2 separate regions of the Homo sapiens genome follow, and region 1 is linked to region 2. Evidence: chromatin contacts called from ENCODE Hi-C or POLR2A ChIA-PET data. All regions are on one chromosome and are shown on one strand. The core of a region is the stretch at or near the end of the contact, and the rest is flanking DNA. Distances in the headings are between cores, read along the strand shown.

Region 1 (3,767 bases), core at 1,198-3,697, 76 kb before region 2:
CATTCATCCACTGATGAAGGCAGTTTGATTCCATATCTTAGCTATTGTGAATAGTGCTGCAATAAGCATGGAGGTGCAGGTAACCCATGGATATACTGATTTATTTTCCTTTGGATAAATATTCAGTAGTGGGATTACTAAACCATATGGTAGTTCTATTTTTAATTTTTTGAGGTAACCCCAAACTGTTTTCCATAATGGTTATACTAGCTTACATTCCTACCAACATTGTATAAGAGTTCCCTTTTTTCTGCACGTTCATTAACATCTGTTGTTTTTTGTCTTTTTGATAATAGCCATTCTAACTGGAGTGGATGATTTCTTATTGCAATTTTGATTTGTGTTTTCCTGATGACTAGTGATATTGAACATTTTTCGTATAACTTTTAGCCATTTATATGTCTGCTTTTGAGAAATGTCTATCCAGATCTTTTGCCCACTTTTTAGTTGGATTATTTATATTTTTGCTGTTAAATTGTGTGAATTCCTTGTAAATTTTGGAAATTAGACCCTTGTTGGATGAATAGTTTGCAAATAGTTTTTTCTATTCTACAGGTTGTCTCTTCAATCTATTGATTGTTTCCTTTGCAGTGAAGAAGTTTTTAGCTTAATATAGTCCCATTTGTCTATTTTTGTTGTTGTTGCCTGTGTTTTGGAGGTTTTAGCCATAAAATCTTTGCCTAGACTGATGTCCTGGAGTGTTTCCCTATGTTTTCTTCTAGTAGTTTTATAGTTTCTGCTCTTAGGTTTAACTTTTTAACCCATTTTGAGTTAATTTTTGTATAGGGTGAGAGACAGGGGTCCAGCTTTATTTTTCTGCATATGGTTACCGAGTTCCCAGCACCATTTACTGAAGATGGTGTCCTTTTCCCAATGTGTTTAGTGTCTTTGTAAAAACCAGTTGGCTATAAATACGTGGATTTACTTCTTGGCTCTCTCTATTCTGTTCCAGTGGTCTATGTGTCTGTTTTTATATCAATTCCATGCTGTTTTGGCTACTGTAGTTTTGTAGTGTATTTTAAAGTTAGGTAGTGTAATGCCTCCAGCTTTGTGCTTTTTGCTTAAGTCCTGACTGCTTTGGCTATTCAGGGTCTTTTGTGGTTCCATATGATTTTTAGGATTTAAAAAAAATATCTGTGAAGAATGTCATTGATATTTTGGTAGGAATTGCATTAAATCTGTAGGTTGCTTTGGATAGTATGTTCATTTTAGCAATATTAATTCTTTCAATCCATGAGTGTGGGATGTCTTTTCATTTGTTTGTTTCCTCTTCAGTTTCTTTCATTAGTGTTTTATAGTTTTCCCTGTAGAGGTCTTTCACCTCCTTGATTAAATCTATTCCTAGATATTTTATTATTTTTGTAGCTACTGTAAATGTGATTATTTTCTTGATTTTCTTTTCAGCTACTTTGTTATTGGTGTATAGAACACTACTGATTTTTGTATGTTGATTTTGTATCCTGCAACCTTACTGAATTTATCAGTTCTTAGAGGTTTTTTTTTTTTAAATTGGAGTCTTTAGGTATATATATACATATATATATGTATATATATGTATATATATGTATATATATATGTATATATATGTATATATATATGTATATATATACATATATATATACATATATATAAAATCATGTCATCTGCAAAGAGAGACAACTTGACTTCCTCTTTTCCAATGTGGATGCCTTTTTTTTTTTTCTTTCTCTTGCTTGATTGCTATGGCTAGGACTGCATTTTGGCTTCTAGGGGAGACAAATAACTTTTTCTCCTTCTACCCAATAGATTCTATGGCTGAGGCCCTGGAAATTAAACTAACAAAACATAGATTAACAAGAGGAAAAAAACAGATTAATTATGTGCATACATACACGTGGGAGTATCACAAAGAAAAGACTCAAGGAGACCCAGATGATTGAAGCTTATATAGCATCTCAGACTAAACAAAGGGAAAGGGGTTTGGGGCTTCTGAGTAGAGAAGACAAGTCCTGAGAAAGTAAGGCAGGAAATGTATACGTGTATGTAAATAAGGGTTATGCAGGTAAGAGTGTCTCAGGTGATGGGTTATCCCCAGGCCTAGCTCTCTTTCTGGTACAGAGGAATCTTCACCAAGAGAAATTTACTTTATAAATATAAATTTCCTTTACAAAAGGGGAAATTTATATTCTGCTTTTAGGCAGTTAGGGGACAGAAAGAGCCTTTCCTGTGTCTGTTGGTTCTCAGTTGCTTTTAGCTCAAAATAATCCATATATTGGGTGGCATATTCTGGAACCCTTTATCCCACCCTTTGAAACTTTCTTTTTCTCAGGACGTTTCATACATCAAAAGCCAAGTTTGTAGCTGTTGAGAGAGATTCGGATTAGGTGTTGCAAGATAAGAGATCTGCAAAGGGAAGGAAAACAGATTGGAACGAGAGTGAGTAAGCAGAAAAGGACAAATTTAAACACATTGCCCCATCTCACTGAACCAGTCTCTCAGTCCTGGGAATAGCTTACATTCCTACCAACAGTGTATAAGAGTTCAGTTTACTCAGAAAGTTGTATCTCAAGAGATTGTGTTGCCAGAGGGAATAGGGTGCCCACCGGTTAGGTCTCTATATGGTGCTGTAAGACATTTAATGAGGACCTTTCTATGGAAACAAAAGAAAACCAAGGTTAATAGATAGAACTGTTTATAAACCCAGTTTCTGAGGCCAGAGGGCAATCAGTTGAGAAGATTTCTGAATGTTGGGCTCAACGCATCTCTAGGTGATAGAAGGAGGACGGGCCGTGGCAGTCTGAAGTGTTTCTGGGTTTGTGGTTTGAATGTCTCTGGGAATGGCATATACAATGTGACAGTTATGGTTATTTCTCAGAGCAGAGCACGGAAGGGCCCAGTTTCAGCTTGCAGGGCTTTTTCTGGGTAGTGTCAATACGGATCTAGGCAGTCAGGTTTTAGTTCTCAGTGGTGCCAAATCAGGTGAGATTAAAATCAGAAATGTTAATTACTGACAAAATGCAAAACACAGCAGGAGTCAGTTTACAGAGAGGTTAAAAAAGCTGAAAGGCAGTGAACACGGCTAGAATTTGACAATCCACAAGGGTGTGCTATAGTTTTCAATTGAAACAGCATAGTTCTCTCTACAATCACCCCTATTTCTATGAAAGATAATCAAAGTAACACTATTTTTGTTGCAAAATAAGTCAATCTCATTGACCTTGGCCTGATTATTACATAAAAATAGCAAGAATAATGATTGACAATGTAAGCTCTTTTTGAGTCTGCTTTGTTGCAACTTTTAATAAGGAATTTCAGGTTAGACTGTTAAAGCCTATCAAAGCTGGAAACCAATCCATCAGCCTTCACCAGCAATACCTACAGATTTGGGTGAATTCCTTTTTTCTTGAGGTCCCCAAAATATTTTCAGCTTCCTGGGCCTACCAAGAAGTGACCTTTTTTACTCACCTGTTAGGTTGGGAACCCTGTTAATCAGGTACCAGGCCAATATTTCAAGGGGCTTTTTAAGCACTGGCTTCATAAAGTCAGCATTAGTTTTGTTACCAGAAAGGGGTCCTGATCTAGACCCCCAGAATGGGTTCATAGATCTCAAGCAAGAAAGAATTTGGGGCGAGTTCATAGATTACAGTGAAAGTAAGTTTATTAAGAAAGTAAAGGAATGAAAGAATGGCTACTCCATAGACAGATCAGCGCCAGCACTGCTGGTTATTTCTTGATGATATGCTCAACAAGGGATGGGTTATTCATGCCTCCCCTTTACAGACCATACA
Region 2 (3,778 bases), core at 1,060-3,559:
CAAGGTTAAGTAAGCTCTCTAACTTACCCTGACCTGGCCTCTGTCCATACCTCCATTCTCATATTCATGCCTTCCTCCCTTGGACTATCAGTAGAAGTGAATTTTTGTAGTTGTCTGCATATACCATGTTCCATCACTACCATTTCAGTATGATGCTCCCTTGATTTATGAACCTCTTTCCCCAGTGCACCCTTAGAAATCCTGCTCAGGTGTCACTGTATCTAAGAAGCTTTTTTTGACACTTCTTTCCAACCATTAGTTGTTAATTATCCATACTAATTGGATTTCTTATACATAGTTTTATTATTGCCTATGTCACTCTCCACTATATTTGTTTACATGTCTGTCTTCTCTACTAGGTAACCAATTCAGAGGACAGGAATTGATTTTTGCCATTATAGTTTCAGTATCTAGCACAGTTTCTGCCATGTGTTATACACTTAATAAATACTTATTGAGGCTGGGCGCGGTGGCTCACGCCTGTAATCCCAGCACTTTGGGAGGCCGAGGTGGGTGGATCATGAGGTCAGGAGTTCGAGACCAGCCTGACGAACAATGGTGAAACCCTGTCTCTACTAAGAAAAATACAAAAATTAGCTGGGCATGGTGGCACTCACCTGTAATCCCAGCTGCTCAGGAGGCTGAAGCAGGAGAATCGCTTGAACCCGGGAGGCGGAGGTGCAGTGAGCCCAGGTGGAGTGATGATCGCGCCTCATCACTCCAGCCTGGGCGACAGAGCAAGACTCTGTCTGAAACAAAACAAAACAAAACACAACAAAAACTTATTGAACTGAAACATATATGTATGTGTCTGTGTGTATTTCTTTTTCTTTTCTTTTTGCCTTGGAAGAATGTGGAGAAACATCTGAAAAAGGAGCTGTTTTAAGATACCCAGTTTGTGATCATTTATTATGGCAGCCAAAGCAAATAAATACAGCATCAAGCTTATCAGAATCCACTTGCATCATGCTTGCTAATATCCCCATTGTCAAAGCTAGTCACAAGGCTAAGCCTGCTGTCACCATGAGAGGGGACTATACAAGGGCGTGCATTCTGAGAGGTGTGGTTCATTGGAGAAATCAAAGTAACAGTGTGCAGTGAGATTTATTAGATCATTTCATGTATCATAATAAAAGACATTGAATTTCTGATGAAGGATTTCGAATGTGGTAAAATAATTCAGTGGGAACCCAACGCAGTACCTTGAAAGAGAGTTACCTTGGGTCAAGTACAATAATTGGCACTCAGACCTGACACTTCCTTTTCAATAGACTAAATTCACCATGCAGCAATTATTGGAGCTAACAAAGTGTAATCTGTATTGGAAGAGAGTTATTGAAACCAGTATTTAAAAACATTATAGCAGAACTCTTCAAATAAATTCTTATATTAACACAGAAACAAGTATGGCAGAATACTCACGGTTATTTTATTTAAAGTTGGGTTTTTCGAGTACCCTCTATTTTCATGTATTTTGGGAAATTTTAGTAATGAAAGCAAATAGTGAAACAGAATTAAATATCCATTTTATAAAATACGACAAACAAGAGGAGAGCGGCTCTGAATTCCACCCCTGTGGAATTCAGGACTGCCATAGAGCGTATTTTCAAAACTGTTGATTTTGACAAGGCTGACTAGGAGATGCCCTAGAAGCCCCAGGTATGTGTTTCAGTATGATTCTGGCAACGCTGACTTAAAGCACTAAGTAGAATCAGTAGCCTACAGTGGATACTGCCCCATAAGGAGTGACGGGGGAAACGTTGCTGATTAAATAAATGGTCTTTTGAATTGGGCTGATGGTAGATGCTATAACTGAAGTTGCAAACCACACTGGGTTCGTTTGCTAGGGCTGCTGTAATAAATGACCACAAGCTGGGTATCTTAAAACAGCAGAAAGTTACTCTCTCACAGTTCCGGAGGCCAGAGGTCTGAGATCCGGGTGCTGGTGTGTCCGGAATCGGTGGGTTCTTGGTCTCACCGACTTCAAGAATGAAGCCGCGGACCCTCGCGTGAGTGTTACAGTTCTTAAAGGCGGCGTGTCCGGAGTTTGTTCCTTCTGATGTTCAGATGTGTTTGGAGTTTCTTCCTTCTGGTGGGTTCGTGGTCTCGCTGGCTTCAGGAGTGAAGCTGCAGACCTTCGCGGTGAGTGTTACAGCTCATAAAGGCAGTGTGAACCCAAAGAGTGAGCAGTAGCAAGAGTTATTGCAAAGAGCGAAAGGACAAAGCCTCCACAGTGTGGAAGGGGACCCGAGCGCGTTGCCACTGCTGGCTCGGGCAGCCTGCTTATATTCTCTTATCTGGCCCAACCCACATCCTGCTGATTGGTAGAGCCAATGGTCTGTTTTGACAGGGCGCTGATTGGTGCGTTTACAATCCCTGAGCTAGACACAAAGGTTCTCCACGTCCCCACCAAACTAGCTAGATACCGAGTGTCCACACAAAGGTTCTCCAAGTCCCCACCAGAGTAGCAAGATACAGAGTGTCCATTGGTGCATTCACAAACCCTGAGCTAGACACAGGGTGCTGATTGGTGTGTTTACAAACCTTGAGCTAGATACAGAGTGCCCATTGGTGTATTTACAATCCCTGAGCTACACATAAAGGTTCTCCACGTCCCCACCAGACTCAGGAGCCCAGCTGGCTTCACCCAGTGGATCCCCCACCGGGGCTGCAGGTGGAGCTGCCTGCCAGTGCGGTGCCGTGTGCCTGCACTCCTCAGCCCTTGGGTGGTCGATGGGACTGGGCTCCGCGGAGCAGGGGGTGGCGCTTGTCGGGGAGACTCCGGCTGCACAGGAGCCCACGGAGGTGGGGGAGGCTCAGGCATGGCGGGCTGCAGGTCCCGAGCCCTGCCCCGCGGGAAGGCAGCTAAAGCCTGGCGAGAAATTGAGCACAGCAGCTGCTGGCCCAGGTGATAAGCCCTTCACTGCTCGGGCTGGTGGGGCCGGCCTGCCGCTCCGAGTGCTGGGTCCGCCGAGCCCACGCCCACCCGGAACTCGCGCTGGCCCGGAAGCACCGCGCGCAGCCCCTGTTCCCGCCCGCGCCTCTCCCTCCACACCTCCCTGCAAGCTGAGGGAGCCGGCTCCGGCCTTGGCCAGCCCAGCAAGGGGCTCCCACAGTGCAGCGGTGGGCTAAAGGGCTCCTCAAGTGCCGCCAAAGTGGGAGCCCAGGCAGAGGAGGCGCCGAGAGCGAGCAGGGCTGTGAGGACTGCCAGCACGCTGTCACCTCTCACTGGCAGGGTTAGGTTTTTCTGGGGGCTGTGAGAGAGAAACCAGTCTGTGCGTCTCTTTGGCATTCCTGGGCATCCCTCCAGGCTCCGCCTGTGCTGTCACACTGAGTTCCCCCTGTGTGTCTGCTTTCTCCTCTTATAAGTGATATAGGAGTTAAGAAGAAATTATTTAGGCAGATAGTGAGGGTAAGGAAGTCCTCAGTAAGGTTTTCCTTTTAATGAAAAGCAGCCCTCAAATCGTTTTCTTTTCTTACAATGAGCAGCCTGTAAAATCAAGCTGCAGACATAGACAAGCAAGCTAGAAGCTTGCACGGGTGAATGCCAGCAGCTGTGCCAATAGGAAAAGGCCACCTGGGACTAGGCATGTCCAACTTCGTATACTTGGTCATCATTTCCTACATTCTCACACAGAAGAGAGCACTCAAAAAATAGTTTTGAGAATCATTTGCTAATGATTTAATACTATTATAAGGGAATAAAAGACTTTTCTTTTAAATGAGTGCTTAAAGGCGATTGGAAGCCCTGCTAAAGTTCAGGGGTGAATGCCTTATT

What was found. Hi-C counts contacts between places; a loop is a spot of excess contacts on that map. ChIA-PET counts read pairs that join two places held with the same protein, here RNA polymerase II (POLR2A). Pooled maps may share reads with other maps.
Region 1: a map of ascending aorta shows a loop between it and region 2 (2.7-fold over the local background). The contact joins the enhancer-like site here to the promoter of LINC01252 in region 2. A Hi-C loop is called at or near these places in 1 of 168 maps with a recorded cell type or tissue (ascending aorta), 16 of 37 single-sample maps with no recorded cell type and 15 of 50 pooled maps. POLR2A ChIA-PET finds 5 or more read pairs at or near these places in 3 of 52 experiments (H1, activated CD4-positive, alpha-beta T cell and activated naive CD4-positive, alpha-beta T cell).

Annotation. Positions count from the first base shown.
Region 1 is chr12:11,622,256-11,626,022 of GRCh38, reverse strand. No RefSeq gene overlaps it. Among named protein-coding and RNA genes, the nearest start is that of ETV6, 26 kb to the left of the region's middle. Within about 2 kb of position 2,447, at least 3 of the 41 ENCODE cell types and tissues checked have a DNase peak (open chromatin) inside an H3K27ac peak, as active enhancers do.
Region 2 is chr12:11,546,561-11,550,338 of GRCh38, reverse strand. It overlaps LINC01252 (long intergenic non-protein coding RNA 1252), which reads right to left and starts at 2,309. Exons shown (of 8, transcript NR_033890.1): 1 at 1,979-2,309; 2 at 618-749. The region is part of intron 2 of LOC124902877 (a long non-coding RNA gene); the gene reads left to right.